Regions from separate parts of the Homo sapiens genome. Here region 1 is linked to region 2. Evidence: chromatin loops called from intact Hi-C (ENCODE). Cell type or tissue: ovary. All regions are shown on one strand.

Region 1 (8,000 bases), 330 kb after region 2:
TTGACTATTCTTTTACCAGTACCTCCCACATTGTCTTGGCTACTGTAGCTTTTGAGTAAGTCTGAACATCAGGTAGTGACCATACCTACCTTTTCAGCAGGGGGGCTGCTGTTCTCCCCACTTTACAGATGAAGAAACTAACCACAATCATGGAGTCTTCCTGATAGTCTCCCTTATCATCAGGTGTTAGATGCTTAGCTCATGTTTAACACCTAATGCCTGGTGCCTCGCATGCTTGATGCTCAGGACATCGCCTTTGCAGTCTGGGTTGGGTTTGACTCTTAGCTCTGTTTTTGTTAGTTGTATACCCCTAGGAAAGTAATCTTACCCCCTGTGCCTCAGTTTCTTCATCTGTAAAGTGGACGTCACCTGCCTTATACATCGTGGCAAATATTAAATGAGTCCATGTATCAAGTGAAACCATGTGAAATTGCTGATCTCTGACCATTTTCACAGACACAAATGACAGTTTTACCTAGTCCAACCTAACATGCAAAGCATTCCTTGTAGTACTGGAGAAAGAGTAGGTTCTCCAGAAAATGGTCCCTGTAGCTGCTGCCATGCTCACTAATACAATGCCTGCTTCTGCTGCTGTTGCTATGACATTGTTATTACTGAAGGTGGTGGCTCTGAGGCTGATGTTTCATGTTCCTTGTGCCCTCTAATCAGGCAGCCAGTGTCTACAAGGACTTCCCAAGTGGCAAGCTTCTTGCTGAGTCTGCCAAGAGTAATCCAACCCTTTGCAGAGTTGGATTGTGGGGCAGAAGTGCTCACCTAGCAGGATACATGTGTGTGCAAAGTGCAGTGGGAGAAGCTGAGTGGGCAGGAGGGGTGGGGGCCACTTCCTGGATGTGGCCCATTAAGGGAGCCTGGTAGGATGGTTGGGAATTTGGGATGGGGGGAGTGTTCCAGGCACAGGTAATGGCTTGTGTAAAGGCTTGGAAGGGGCAGTGGACAAGCTTCAGGGGGAGCCTGAGGTTTGACTGTTGGGTAGAGGGGGAAGCTGCTTATGGTGGCCTAGGCTGCCTGCACAACTAACCCCATCCTTTGCTTCCGCAGGTCCCACCCACCTCTGCCTCCGCCATGGCTGCAAGAACCGTTATCATTGACCACGGGTCTGGCTTTTTGAAGGCTGGCACGGCCGGCTGGAATGAGCCTCAGATGGTCTTCCCGAACATCGTGAACTACCTACCGTGCAAGGAGAACCCTGGCCCCAGCTATGCCCGTAGGCGTGTGAGCCTGGGCATCGACATTTGCCATCCTGACACCTTTAGCTACCCCATCGAGCGGGGCCGCATCCTCAACTGGGAGGGTGTGCAGTACCTCTGGTCATTTGTGTTGGAGAACCACAGACGGGAGCAAGAGGTCCCCCCTGTGATCATCACGGAGACACCCTTGAGGGAGCCTGCGGACCGAAAGAAGATGCTGGAGGTGAGGCCTGCCGGGGCCTGCTCCCACTCGGGAGCGGGAAACAGACTGACACTATGTCTGGACTGATTGGGCACCAGGAATTCTGCTTTTTAAGATAAATTGCCAACCAGGTGTGGTGGCTTATGCCTGTAATCCCAACACTTTGGGACTCCCAGGCAGGCAGATTGCTTGAGCCCAGGAGTTCAGGACCAGCCTGGGCAATATAGTGAGACCCCTGTCTCTATAAAAAATACAAAAATTAGCCAGGTGTGGTCCCAGCTACCTGGGAGGCTGAGGTGGGAGGATCAGTTGAGCCCGGGAGGTCGAGAATAGAGTGAGCTGAGATCACGACACTGCACTCTAGCCTGGGCAACAGAGCAAGGCCCTGTCTCAAAAAAACAAACAAACAAAAAAACCCAACAGAAACCAACAAATTGCCCCACAAACATTTCCCAAGAACCTAGTGAATGCCTGGTGTGCCACTAAGCAGGGGAGCTCACGGAGGCCCCACCTGCAGACGGACATGCAGCAACCAACGTGCTTGGTGGAAAGGGGGTTACCAGGGAGACGTGGAATATTTGCTTATGGATTCCATAATTGCTGATACAGGCCATGTTCTGGCCCTCAGAGAGCTTCCATGAAGGGGTTAAGAAATAATTCCAGGTAGTGATGAGTTCTAGAACCATAATGAAATGGGATCATGGTGGACTGTTGGGGGTGGGGAACCTGTTTGAAGAGAGCGCTCAGGAAGGGCTTCTCTGACGGAGGTGATTTCAGCAGCAAGAGCGGCAAGAGGCAAATAGGATGGTGAGGTTGGAGGAGGCTGGGCCTTGTAGGCCTGGTAGGCTGTGGGGAGTGCTTGGATTCTACTTTAAATCAAGGATTGGCAACCCAGTGAGCCAAATCCGGCCCACCACCTATTTTGTAAATAAAGTTTTATTGGAACATAGCCACACACATTCATTTATATGTTATGTAAGATAGAAAGAGAGAGGAAAGAAAAAAGAACATATGCTCATTGCCTGGTAGGTAAAGCCCTATTATTATTTTTTAAATAAAAACTTTCCAAACATGAAGACAAAACAGGAATTCTGATATTTAGGGTTTGGCAGAGTGTGCTTTCATACGACAGCATCTGAGTTAAGTTGTTGCAGCAGAGACTGTTTGAGACCATACATCAAGTTAAAGGCTAAAATATTTACTATTGTAGGTTTACTAGGTAAAATACGTGATGCCTAGTTAGACTTGAGTTTCAGATAAATTACAAATAATGTCTTAGTATTTAAGTATGTTTCATATTGCATGGGGCATACTTACACTACAATATTATTTATTATTGATCTGACATTCACATGTAACTGGGCATCCTGTAGTTTTATTTGCTGAATTTGGCAACCCTTACTGTCTATCCCTTTACAGAAAATGCTTGCCAGCCACTGCTCTAAGTGAATAGGAAGTTCCTGGGGAGTTTTAAATGGAGAGTTTTAAATGGGGGAGTTGTATCTGATTTTCTATTTGAAAAAGAGGACCTTGGCTGCTATTTTGAGAAATGGCTGGTGGGGGGACAATTTTCTGAGAGTAGTAATGGAGGGAGCCCCCTCCCACTGAGGGGAGACGATGGGCTTGTGGGGGCTTGAAGAGGTGAGTAAGTGGCTGGGACCACAGAAGGGTTGACTGTTAGGATCTTTCTGCTTCTATGGGATTAGAACCTTGGGGAGGCTGCCAGAGCTGAGGAATGGGGGGCAGGGGGGCTTTGTAAAGATTCAGGGGGTGAGGAGCAGGGGGAGAAAACCAGCCCAGGGACTCTGGCAAACCCTAAATACCAGAATTCCGGGTTTGTCTTGACGTTTGTAAGGTTTTTATTTAAAAGAAAAAATAAGGCTTTTCCTGCCAGGCAGTGAGCATCTTTTCCCTTTTTTTCTTTTTTCTTTTCTTTTCTTTTCTTCCTTCCTTTCCTTTTTCCTTCGTTCTGGCGTCTTTTTTCTTGTCTGTCTTATCTTTCTGGTCTGTCTTTTCCAGTCTTCCTCCACTGTTTGGAGACAGTGGTGAATACGCAACACTTGTTTCTTTTCTAATCTGTTCTTCCTTCTAAAGAGGCGGTTCAGGCTGCACATGTGACCCGTGGCCATGTTGCTCCTGCAGCCAGTGTCCCAGAACCATTTCTTGCAGCCACAGAGCTCTTCTCACCTCTTCACCGAAGTGGTCTTCTGAACAGCCACGACCAGACAAGCTCCTGAGGGCAAACCCAGCTCCCCTTCTAATCCTCCAGAGCTGCTGCATTATCCTCACTGCATAAGCTCCAGGGGCCCTGGGCGCAGCATCCTGGGGCAGCCCGAGAGTCCCCCCGAGGATGGGGCTCTGTGCTGACTTCAGCTTTGACTGCTGAGCAGGCTGGGGGGAAATGCACTGAGTGAATTCTCCCTCGTTGCAGATCCTGTTTGAGTTGCTGCATGTCCCATCGGTCCTCCTGGCCGACCAGCTGCAGATGTCCCTGTATGCCTCTGGCCTCCTGACCGGAGTGGTGGTTGATTCTGGCTATGGCCTGACCCGCGTGCAGCCTTTCCACCAGGGCCGCCCCTTGCCCGCCAGCGGCAAGACGCTGGAGTTCGCCGGCCAGGATCTCTCCGCCTATCTCCTCAAGAGTCTCTTTAAGGAAGATTGCGATAGACGCTGCCTGTTTCAGCTGGAGACAGTCGCCGTGACTCAGATGAACAAGTGCTACGTGCCGCAGAATCTGGGGGAGGCCCTGGACTTTCGTGAGAGGCAGCAGAGTGCCTTGGATGAGAGCAACACCTATCAGCTCCCAGACGGCTCCCGCGTGGAGCTGACCCCCATGCAGCGGGTGGCTCCTGAGATGTTCTTTAGCCCGCAGGTGTTCGAGCAGCCGGGGCCCAGCATCCCACGGGCCATTGTGGAATCCGTGGAGTCCTGCGAGATCTCCCTGCGCCCCCTGCTGGTCTCCCACGTGATGGCCTGCGGGGGCAACACCCTCTATCCCGGGTTCACAAAGCGCCTGTTCAGGGAGCTGATGGGGGATCACGTCTCCTCCACCAAGGCCACAGTCTGGGAGGGTTCCAATAGAAACTTTAGTGTCTGGCTAGGAGCGTCCGTGGTGGCTCACCTTTCTACCTACCAGTCTGAGTGGATGTCCCGAGAGGAGTATGGTGAGCATATGAGGATGTGACCCTACTGGCTCACTCCTGAGAATGGGCTCCTGTTAGATGGGCACGGGCGGATTAATTTTAGCAAAATGTTCTGGGTGGGGGTAGAATGAGGTGGGGTGGGGTGAGCTGGCTTTGGAATTCTAGGGGCATGAGGGTATTTTTTAGGTTCTAAGGTTTTATCTTGTTGCAAGAGTGGGACCTACCCAAGGGGGAAGACAAGATGTCATCCTTGGAAACCCTGCAGGGGACAGTTTTTCCAGGGTGGCCTATCATTGGGGTATGAGTGGCTGACTGCCATCTCCATGCCTGAGAGCCACTGATTTTTCATTGGCATTTCCCCTGGTTTGTCTCATTCTTCTTGGTTGAGTAGGTTTTAACTGGGGTAGCACTCCTGCTAGGAGTCCCAATTATTTTTGACTAGGGGATGGGGGACAGTTGACATTTCTGGTCCTACAGGCCCTTTCTGGCCAGGGAGGCATTGCTGCAGGTGAGCCTGGGATGCCCTTGCCACCCGTGGTTGGATCTTGTTTTATATCTGCAAATAAATAGCTTGTTTGGAAGCAATGCTGGCTCCTGTGATGGATGGGGGTAGGGTGCGCAGCCCCTTGGGGAGACTTAGGGAGTGTAAGTGTGAGAGAGCCAGGTGGGGGCCAGGGCGGGCTCTGAGGTGTCTGGGGCCTATGAACAGTGGCTGCCACTGAGCAGAATAGGCAAGGGTCTGGACCCCGTGTTCTTTCACTGCCACATTCTATCCATCCATCCCAGGTGTCCCAATATTCTGTTTAAAGTTTCCCTTCTTATTCGTATTTGTTTGGTATATATCTGATGCATATTCAAGTACCTAGCATGTTTTAGGAGCTGTGCTGGACCTTGGGGACTTGAGAAAGATGTACAAGGTTTCTGGTTTCAAGCTTACAGCCTCCTGTGGGATCTATTGTAGACAGTATATAAGTAAACATATTTCTGATGATGAAGAATGAAATGAATCAAATGTGACACGGTCATGTGATCTGGAGGTGGAGGGATGGCCACTTTCAATGGAGTGGACTGAGATGAGGTTGCTAGGGACCATCAGTAACTGTGTCTTCTCCTTCCACGGCACACTGTGAGGCAATGCTCCCAAGTCTCCAGCAGTTATATAGGGCCAGGTGGCTGAGTTCTGGCTCAGTTGGCATGCACCTGACCTTAAAAATACTCCTTCACAGCCTGTGGGATGGGTCAATGGGGAGGACGTGTAAGCCCTAGGGGATGGATGGCAAATGCTGCAGATGGAAGGAGCCTGAGTGCCTAGGTGGAGCAGAAACCCCTGCCCAACCCCACCAACACTAGCCTGTGGCATGAGGAATCTATGTTCAGCCACTGAGAGTGTGGGGATGTTTGTTACAGCAACTGTTTTGCTTACTCTGACTAATACAGAGAAGGGAGCCACAATATACTATTTATTTAATAAAATGTGTTTTCTGTTAAGTGCCAGAACTGGGGTTTGAACCCAGCCTGGACTCTCAACCACAGTGTTATCCAGCTGTTTCTGAAAGGGATTCTTGGCTCCTTAATGTTAAGAGCTGGAATAGAGTAACAAGTGTAGTTTGGAAGACTGAAGCTCAAGGAACCCAGATATCTCAGGGCAAGTAGAGGAATTTGGAGGGCAGAGTCCAACTCACCTTGTCTTTGAACACATGAGCCATATTCTCATGTGTTTGCTCCCACACTTGAAGCATCAGCAGTCCCCAGGGAAAAGAGTGGGGGCCTGGAATAACAATTCTTAGGTAGACCAACTCAGAACCAGCCTGGTGCAAGCCCCAGACTTGGTGTCAGATTGAGTTTCAGGCTGGCCCTATCATGAGCTGAGCTGCCTTGGGCAAGTTATTTAACCTCTTTGAGTCTATCAAGTATAAAATAGGAAGTAATAACCACCTTCTCTCAGAGATTTGGAGTTGAAGATGAACTAAGATAGGGGATGAGAACTCACTTTGAAGCTGTGACGTGCTACTGAGGTAAGAGAAATGACTTTCAAGCTTTTAAGTTGATGTCACTCGCCTATTAAACATGAGTGTTAATAACAATGGCAGCTACCATCGCTTGCCAGGCGTTGTGGTGAGAGCTTTACAAATGGAATCACATTTAATCCTCACGTGCACACTGTGAAATGAGTGACGTTTGTCTCCACTTACAAATAAGAAAACCAAAGATGAGCGATGTTAAACACTTGTTCAAGTTCACACTCAAGTTCAAGCTAATCATGATTTGTCAGAGTTAGGAATGGATTCAGCATTCCTAGAACACTAGGCTAAAAGTGGCTGAAACAGATTTATTTGTCTCAGGCAACAAGTAGACACTCCAGGTGAACAGTGTCAAATCTACATCACCAAGGTCTCTCTTTTTCTTTCCATTTCTCCACCTTCAGCATGTAGGCTTGTTGGATTGTGGTCACAAAACAGCTGTGGCAGCTCCAGGCATCACCCCCTATATTTCCTGCAGGAAAAGGAAGCATGAAGGGAGTGTCTTATCTGGGTCTGTCACTTGCTATTAGAAAGTTGTCACCTAGCAGATTTCTGTTTGGCTCATTACTTGGAGGTAGCTGAAATAGGTGACACACAGGTTTGAGTGAGCTGATTCACAGTGTCTGTTCCTTGGCAGAGGAGGGCTTTGAATCTAGGTCTGTCCATACTAAAGCCTGTGTTATCACCGATAGTGGCAGGCTGCCTTCTCAGCTTTCTGGGCCTTCTTGGTTCCCTTGGCCTGAGATGCGGATGTGTGATTTTTTCCAGGCTTGTGTGAAAGCTGCTTTCGGATAGCAGTCGAGGTGTGGGCACCCTGGGCAGAAATCTTTGCATTTGAAACCCCTATATTTGTACACACCTGAGCCTTAAAAGGCAGAAGTGGGGGAAACTTAGAAATGAGGACAAGGAAAAGGAGGGCCTGGAGAGGAGATGGGCAAGGGGCATTTTCTTTCCTTATTTAGCTCTGGGCAACTGTCATCAGAACCCTTTTCCTCATTTCATTCTGAATGTAACATTTAACCTTTCTGTTCAAGCATCAAATCTGGCTGCCTAGTGTATAATTATGAACTTTTCTTCACTTTCTCTCCCCCCTCCCCCACTCCCAAAGCTTTTAGAACTCCCTTGTTGGGTACTATCTCTCTCCTCTGACTCTCCAATTAAATTAAAAATAGCAGCTCCATGGGCCGTGTGGGGCCTTCAACCTAATGCGGAACTGCTGGCACGCCTGGCCTGGCGGGGTGGTACGTGGTGCCCAGAAGATGCCTGCTGGGCTCCAGCAAGTCCTGGCAGCTGCTCAGAGCTCGAGGAGGCTCATCCTCTGTGAGAGGTCTGGGGCTGCCTGCCAGGGGCAGCCAGGTGCAGAGGGGAGGGAGGCAGGGTCTTGGCAGCTGGGTCAGGGGCTGGGTGGGGCTGGCAGAGGGGACAA
Region 2 (8,000 bases):
TTGTGATCCGCCCACCTTGGCCTCCAATGTGCTGGGATTATAGGCGTGAGCCACCACATCCAGCTGTTTTGTTTTGAGACAGGGTCTTGCTCTGTCACCAGGCTGGAGTGCAGTGGCGCAATCTCCGCTCACTGCAACCTTTGTCTCCTGGGTTCAAGTGGTTTTCCTGCCTCAGCTTTCTGAGTAGCTGGGATTACAGGACTGCACCACCATGCCTGGCTAAATTTTGTACAGACAGGGTTTTGCCACGTTGGCCAGGCTGGTCTTGAACTCCTGGTCTCAAGTGAGCCGCCCACCTTGGTTTCCCTAAGTGCTGGGATTACAGGCATGCACCACTTCGCCCGGCCTAAATTGTGTGTTCTTGATTTCTAGTGCTGAAAACACCTTTGTAAACTATGCAGTGGCCGGGCGCTGTGGCTCACGCCTGTAATCCCAGCACTTTGGGAGGCTGAGGCAGGCGGATCACCTGAGGTCAGGAGTTTGAGACCAGCCTCAACATGGAGAAACCCCGTCTCTACTAAGTACAAAATTAGCCGGGCGAGGTGGTGCATGCCTGTAATCTCAGCTTCTCAGGAGGCTGAGGCAGGAGAATTGCTTGAACCTGGGAGGCAGAGGCTGTGGTGAGCCGAGATCGTGCCATTGCACTCCAGCCTGGGCAACAAGAGCGAAACTCCGTCCCAAAACAAAACAAAACAAAACAAAACAAAACAAAACAAAACAAAACAAAAACTCTGCAGTAAGAGAACTGACATGGCTGACTCCATCTTGCTTCTAGCCTCAGAGGTTGCCTGCCTTTGCTCATTTCTGGCCGTGGGCCAAGCTAACTTTGGGAGAAATTTACCTTTTAGTTTAAATGATAACAGCCCTTCCCCCAAAACTGTTCACATAAAACTAATGAAAAGCCACCAAATTAGGAGAATGAGAGGGGCCTGAATTAATAATAATTCCCAGCCGTTATTCCAGAGGTTCTAAGATTTGCAACTTCCCTAATTACTCTTGCAGAGAACATCACTATGGTAGAACCTAAGATTGGTCTTTTGAGATGTCTTTTCAAGTTTTTGCATTTCTTTTTTTTTTGAGACAGAGTCTCGCTCTGTCACCCAGGCTGGAGTGCAATCTTTGCTCTCTACAACCTCCACCTCCTGAGTTCAGGTGATTCTCCTGCCTCAGCCTCCCGACTACCTGGGGTTACAGGCATCCACTACCATGCCCAGTGAATTTTTTTGTTTTGAGACAGAGTTTTACTTTGCTGCCCAGGCTGAGTGCATTGGCAAGAACTCGGCTCACTGCAACCTCCACCTCCCAGGTTCAAGCAATTCTCGTGCCTCAGCCTCCTTAGTAGCTGGATTACAGGCACCTACCACCACGCCCAGCTGATTTTTAGTTCTTTTTAGTACAGACAGGGTTTCACCACCTTGCCCAGGCTGGTCTCAAACTCCTGAGCTCAGGCAATCTGCCCGTCTTGGCCTCCCAGAGTGCTAGGATTACAGGCATGAGCTGCTGCGCCTGGCCTTTTTTGTTTTTGTTTTTGTTTTTTGAGGTGGAGTCTCTCTCTGTTGCCCAGGCTGGAGTGCCATGGCATGATCTCGGCTCACTGTAACCTCTGTCTCCCAAGTTCAAGTGATTCTCCTGCCTCAGCCTCCCAAGTAGCTGGGACTACAGGCGTCCATCATCATACTTGGCTAATTTTGTATTTGTAATAGAGACGAGGTTTCACCATGTTGGCCAGGCTGGTGTCCAACTCCTGATCTCAGGTGATCCATCCGCCTCCACCTCCCAGTGTTGGGATTACAGGTGTGAGTCACTGTGCCCAGCCCATGCGAATATTCTTAATTCATGGCAATTGTTTTACTTGCCTGCTTTCCAGCTAGGTAAGGCCTGGGGACATGTGGAATTGGCAATGCCCTAGCTATGCTGAAAACAGTCAAATCTTATCAGAACATAACTTACCAGGTTTTACATTACAGTTAAAATTGCCAAAGAGTCACCATTGTAACATGCAATCAAGACTACTGGAAATATGGCTGGGCATGGTGGCTCACGCCTCTAATCCCAGCAGTTTGGGAGGCTGAGGCAGGTGGATCGCCTGAGGTTAGGAGTTCGAAACCAGCTTGGCCAACATGGTGAAACCCCGTCTCTGCTAAAAATATAAGGATTAGCTGGGCATGTTGGTACACGCCTATAATCCCAGCTACTGGGGAGGCTGAGGCAGGAGAATTGCTTGAACCCGGGAGGTGGAAGTTTCTGTAAGCTGATATCATACCACTGCATTCCAGCCTGGGTGACAGAGCGAGACTTCTGCAAATAGATTTACATGCAAGGTGTATAAGAACAGTAAAATGTGTTGTGGTTTTTTTTTTTTTTTGTAAAAGGTTATAAGAAGGCATGGAAATGTAAATTTTGCCTAGGGTTAAATGATTGTTTTGAGTTAGATAGAAAAAGCTGAAGGTTCAAAGAAGTGGTAGAAGAATTGGCAAAATTAATTTGCAGAAGAGGTTCTCTGTGTGAACATATTGACTAAATTCAAAAGGGTTATACAAAGTTTTTGCTTCTTTAAAATTTCTGAGTCATCGTTTTGGCAAAATAAAGAACTTACGGTAATCTGGAATTCCAAAATCAAACTTCAGTTTCAAAATTGTCTTTCCTAATGCCTGGCTTTTTGGATGGATCAGAGGGCCACTGAAAACATCCAGAAAGGAGGTAAACAGGATTATTCAACATGTTTAGGTACATGAGATTGCCAAAATGATGCTCAATCTTCTTTTTTTTTTTTTAATCTTCCCCAATTTAAATCTTTTAATTTAAAAGTAAACTTTACTGTCAAAAATGCAAACTTGGGGAGGGCAGAAAGATCACACACAAGGCTGCCACTTCACACCTGGAGGGTTGCACGGCGACCAGGCAGAGGCACTCCTCACTTCCCAGACAGTGCAGCGGCCAGGCAGTCAATCTTCTTTAGGTTATATTTTTGTGAATAGTACTAATATATATTCCAAAATGGTATGGGATTTCTAAAATTCCAATGTCTAAGTATATGCTATCAATTATAATTATGGCTATTATGCTAAGTTATTGTAAACCATAGAAGTAACCAAATTTGCCAGGCGCTGTGGCTCACGCCTATAATCCCAGCACTTTGGGAGGCCGAGGTGGGTGGATCACGAGGTCAGGAGTTTGAGACCAGCCTGGCCAGCATAGTGAAACCCCATCTCTACTAAAAATACAAAAAATTAGCCGGGCATGGTGGTGAGTGCCTGTAATCCCAGCTACTTGGGAGGCTGAGGCAGGAGAATCACTTGAACCCAAGAGGCAGAGGTTGCAGTGAGCTGAGATTGTACCACTGCACTCCAGCCTGGGCAATAGAGCGAGACTGTTTCAAAAAAAAAAAAAAAGACAATGAAAGGTGGATTGGGTGAATTAGGCAGCACACCCACACATAAAGTCATAATTTTTCTATTAGCTCCCTTCCCTAACTCTTTTCCTTCCCCTCTGCTCACTCTGATCCAGCCACACCTGCCCCCTTGCTGTTCCTTGGTCTGTCTCACCTTCTGTGTTCAGAGCCTTTGCCCTCTCTGTTCCTTTTGCCTGGAAGGCACTTCCCCCTGAAATTCCTTGGCTTATCAGAGCCCTCATTTACATTTCACTTCTGTGGGTTTTCTTTTTTCTTTTTTTTGAGATGGGGTTTTGCTCTGTCACCCAGGCTGGTGTGCAGTGGCACCATCACAGCTCACTTCAGCCTTGATGTCCGGGGCTTAAGGGATTCTCCCACCTCAGCTTTTCAAGTAGCTGGGATCACAGGTGTGTGCTATCATGCCTGGCTAATTTTTTAATTTTTTTTTGTAGAGTGGGGGTCTTTCTATGTTGCTCAGTCTGGTCTCAAACTCCTTGGCTCAAGCGCTCCTCCCTCCTTGGCCTCCCAAAGAGTTGGGATTACAGGCATGAGCCACTGCATCTGGCTCTTGGGTTTTCTTGATATCATGATCAGGGTGGCCTGTGACAACTACCCTGGCCAATGAAGCCTAAATTGTTTTGGTCCCAGAGACTTGAACTGAATCAGGCTACCTTTCATTCAATGCAGATCACCTCCTCCAGGAAGCCCTCTCAGACTGCCCAGGCTAGGTCAGGTGTTTCTCCCCAGCCCTCTGCTGATAACCCTTTCAAAATGGTTCATTTCCTCTGAGGGGATAAGAGAGGGGTGATGACTCATCCATTTCAGCATCCCCAGTGCCAGGCAAGGCCCAGAGGAGGTGCTCAAGAACCTGCTCTAGGCCAGAAGCAAAGGGAGGAAAGGAAGGCTCCTTTTGCTGGTCTTTTCCCTGCTGCCAGCAGAGGGCGCCTCCGCACCACGATTCTGCCCAGGTGGGTCCAGCCTCCAGTGGGGCCACAGCCAACCTCCTTGTCCTCAGGAGGCTTCCGGACAGAGGGGAGACCTCCTTTGTTCTCTGAGAACAAAGTGCTCAGGCCTTGGGTGCAGACACTGCTACCTGTGTGATCTTGGAGTCTGTGACTTTCCCATCTGACCCTTGATTTTCTCATCTATAAACTGGCTGTATTACCTTGGGGAGTTTGTGAGCTAATAAAATCATCAGTGCAGTGCTGAGCTTAGAGGCACCGCTTGCTAGCTGGGTAACCATGGACTAGTGATTTTGCCTCTCTGTGCCTCAGTTTCCTCGCCTGCAAAATGGGGATAATTGTAACCACCTCATAGGGCTGTTGGGACAATTAAATGAGTTATTCTATAAAATATGAAGCAGAGCGTCAGGCACATGGCCAGGGCTGTGTTATTATTTCCCTTTATTATCATTGCTGGTTGATGAGAGAATGTCCCAGCTCCAACTTTCACCTGCCATGTTGCACCCATGATGACTCCAGGGTAGAGGCTGTGACACCTTTTTTTTTTTTTTTTTAAACAGAGTCTTGCTCTGTTGCCCAGGCTGGAGTGCAGTGGCACGATCTTGGCTCATTGCAACCTCTGCCTCCTGGGTTCAAGCAATTCTCTTGCCTCAGCCTCCCAAGTAGCTGGGATTACAGGCGCCTGCCACCATGCCCTACTAATTTTTGTATTTTTAGTAGAGATGGGGTGTCTCCATGTTGGTCAAGCTGGTTTCGAACTCCTGACCTCATGGTCTGCCTGCCTCAGCCTCCCAAAGTGCTGGGATTACAGGCGTGAGCCACCGTGCCTGGACTTTTTTTTTTTTTTTTTTTTATCTGAGATGGAGTCTCGCTCTGTCACCCAGGCTGGAGTGCAGTGGCAAGATCTCGGCTCACTGCAACCTCCAGCTCCTGGGTTCAAGCGATTCTCCTGCTTCAGCCTCCCGAGTACTTAGGATTACAGGTGCCCACCACCACGCCCAGCTAATTTTTGTATTTTTAGTAGAGACAGGGTTTCACCATGTTGGACCAGGCTAGTCTCGAACTCCTCAGGTGATCCGCTCGCCTCGGCCTCCCAAAGTGCTGGGGTTACAGGCATGAGCCACCACGCCCACCCTTTTTTTTTTTTTTTTTTAGATGGAGTCTCACGCTGTTGCCTGGGATGGAGAGTACAGTGGCGCAATCTTGGCTCACTGCAACCTCTGCCTCCCAGTTTCAAGCAATTCTCCTGCCTCAGCCTCCCGAGTAGCTGGGTTACGGGCGCCTGCCACTACGCCTGGCTAATTTTTGTATTTTTAGTAGAGACAGGGTTTCGCCATGTTGGCCAGGCTGTTTCAAACTCCTGACCTCAGGTGATCCGCCTGCCTCAGCCTCCCAAAGTGCTGGGATTACAGGTGTGAGCCACTGTGCCTGGCCTGATTTTTAAATTTTTTTGTAGAGACAGGGTCTTGCCATGTTGCCCAGACTGGTCTCGGACTCCTGAACTCAAGCCATCCTCCTCCCTCAGCCTCCTAAAGCATTGAGATTACAGGCGTGAGCCACTGTGCCCACTCAGTCTTTTTTTTTTTTTTTTTTGAGACAGAGTTTCACTCTTGTTGCCTAGGCTGGAGTGCAATGGTACGATCTCGGCTCACCGCAACCTCCGCCTACCAGGTTCAATCGATTCTCCAGCCTCAGCCTCCTGAGTAGCTGGGATTATAGGCATGCGCCACCACGCCCAGCTAATTTTTGTATTTTGAGTAGAGATGGGATTTCTCCATGTTGGTCAGGCTGGTCTTGAAATCCTGACCTCAGGTAATCCGCCTGCCTCGGCCTCCCAAAGTGCTGGGATTACAGGCGTGAGCCACCGCACCCGGCCCATGGCATCTTAACATTGGAGAAAACAGCAGAAGCAGATGGGCAGTCTCTCACCTTTGCCTCTCCCTTCTTCCCTGATCAGACCATAAAGCTTTCACTGGGGAGGTGCCCTCTCTATTCCCAAAGGAAAGGAGCCAAAGACACAGAGATGCCAAGAAGAATCTGAACAATCAGGCCTTGCTAAGTCCCATTTCCACCGTCCTGCCACCCCTCACCGCCCCCTATCTATTATCATTAGATCAGACTCTTTTGTTCTCCAATTATACTTCTTCACAACTGCCTACTCTTCATCAAACCAAAGCAGAAAAGCACACAAATTTACCTGTTTCTTCTTCTTCTTCTTTTTTTTTTTTCTTCTGGAGACCATGCCTCACTCTATCACCCAGGCTGGAGTGCAGTGGCACAATCTCGGCTCACTGCCACCTCCACCTCCTGGGTTCAAGCAATTCTCATGTCTCAGCCTCGGGAGTTGCTGGGACTACAAGTGCGTGCTGCCACACCTGCCTAATTTTTTATATTTTAGTAGAGACAGGGTTTTGCCATGTTGCCCAGATAGGTCTTGAACTCCTGGGCTCAAGCAATTCACCCACCTCGGGCTCCCAAAGTGCTGGGTTTACAGTTGTGAGCCACCGTGCCTGGCTACCTGTTTCTTTTCTTTTTTTTTTGAAATGGAGTGTTGCTCTGTTGCCCAGGCTGAAGTGCAGTGGCGCTATCTTGGCTCACTGCAATTTCTGCCTCCTGGGTTCAAGCAATTCTCCTGCCTCAGTCTCCCGAGTAGCTGGTACTACAGCTGCATGCCACCATGCCGGGCTAATTTTTTGTATTTTAGTAGAGACAGGGTTTCACCATGTTGCCCAGGCTGGTCTTGAACTCCTGAGCTCAGGCAATCCATCTGCCTCGGCCTCCTGAAGTGTTAGGGTTACAGGTGTGAGCTGCCGCACCCAGCCGTGTTTCTTCTTTTTAAAAATCTTTTCTTGATAGCTTTTGGGGTACGAGTGTGTTTTGGTGACATGGATGAATTGTACAGTGATGAAGTCTGAGATTCTAGCGCACCTGTCACCCAAGTAATGTACATTGTACCCAGTATGTACAATGAGACCCTCTTTTTTTATCCCCTCCCATCCTCCCTCTTCTGAGTCTCCAAAGTCCATTATACCACTCTATATGCCTTTGCATACCCATAGCTTACCTCCCACTTATAAGTGAGGACATACAGTATTTGGTTTTCCATTCCTGAGTTACTTTGCTTAGAATAATGACCTTCAAATAATGGCCTCCAGCTCCATCCAAGTTGCTACAAAAGACATTGTTTCATTCTTTTTTATGCCCAAGTAATGTTCCATGGTGTATACGTACCACATTTTCTTTATCCACCTATTGGTCAATGGGCACTGAAGTTGGTTCCATATCTTTGCAATTGTGAAGTGTGCTGTAATAAATATATGCATATAGGTATCTTTTTTTTTTTTGAGATAAGAGTCTTGCTCCGTGTAGAGTGAAGTGGCACAATCTTGGCTCACTGCAACTTCTGCCGCCTGGGGTCAAGCAATTCTCCTGTCTCAACCTCCTGAGTAACTGGGATTACAGGCTTTTTTGTATTTGTAGTAGAGACAGGGTTTCACCACGTTGGCCAGGCTGGTCTTGAACTCCTGACCTTAGGTGATCCGCATGCCTGCCTTGGCCTCCCAAAATGCTGGGATTACAGGTGTGAGCCACAGCACCCAGCCTAATGACTACTTTCCCTCTGGATAGATACCCAGTAGTGGGATTGC

Evidence for each region. Hi-C counts contacts between places; a loop is a spot of excess contacts. Peaks named below come from ENCODE experiments on the same cell type or tissue, not always from the same donor. Only the 100,000 strongest peaks of a DNase experiment are listed, where the experiment ranks them.
Region 1: a loop joins it to region 2, with 4 times the contacts of the local background. A loop is called at or near these places in 19 of 110 quality-filtered maps.

The regions. Positions count from the first base shown.
Region 1 is chr1:17,821,926-17,829,925 of GRCh38, forward strand. ACTL8 (actin like 8) reads left to right here. Exons shown (of 3, transcript NM_030812.3): 2 at 1,060-1,431; 3 at 3,842-5,138. The coding sequence starts at 1,084. The coding sequence ends at 4,594. Among named protein-coding and RNA genes, the nearest start is that of ACTL8, 71 kb to the left of the region's middle. RefSeq lists an enhancer at 4,103-4,692. In ovary, no CTCF peak of the experiment used is centred here; a DNase peak (open chromatin) is centred at 4,325.
Region 2 is chr1:17,490,107-17,498,106 of GRCh38, forward strand. No RefSeq gene overlaps it. Among named protein-coding and RNA genes, the nearest start is that of ARHGEF10L, 46 kb to the right of the region's middle. RefSeq lists a silencer at 4,324-4,466. In ovary, a CTCF peak has its summit at 4,336 (motif pointing right); a DNase peak (open chromatin) is centred at 4,345.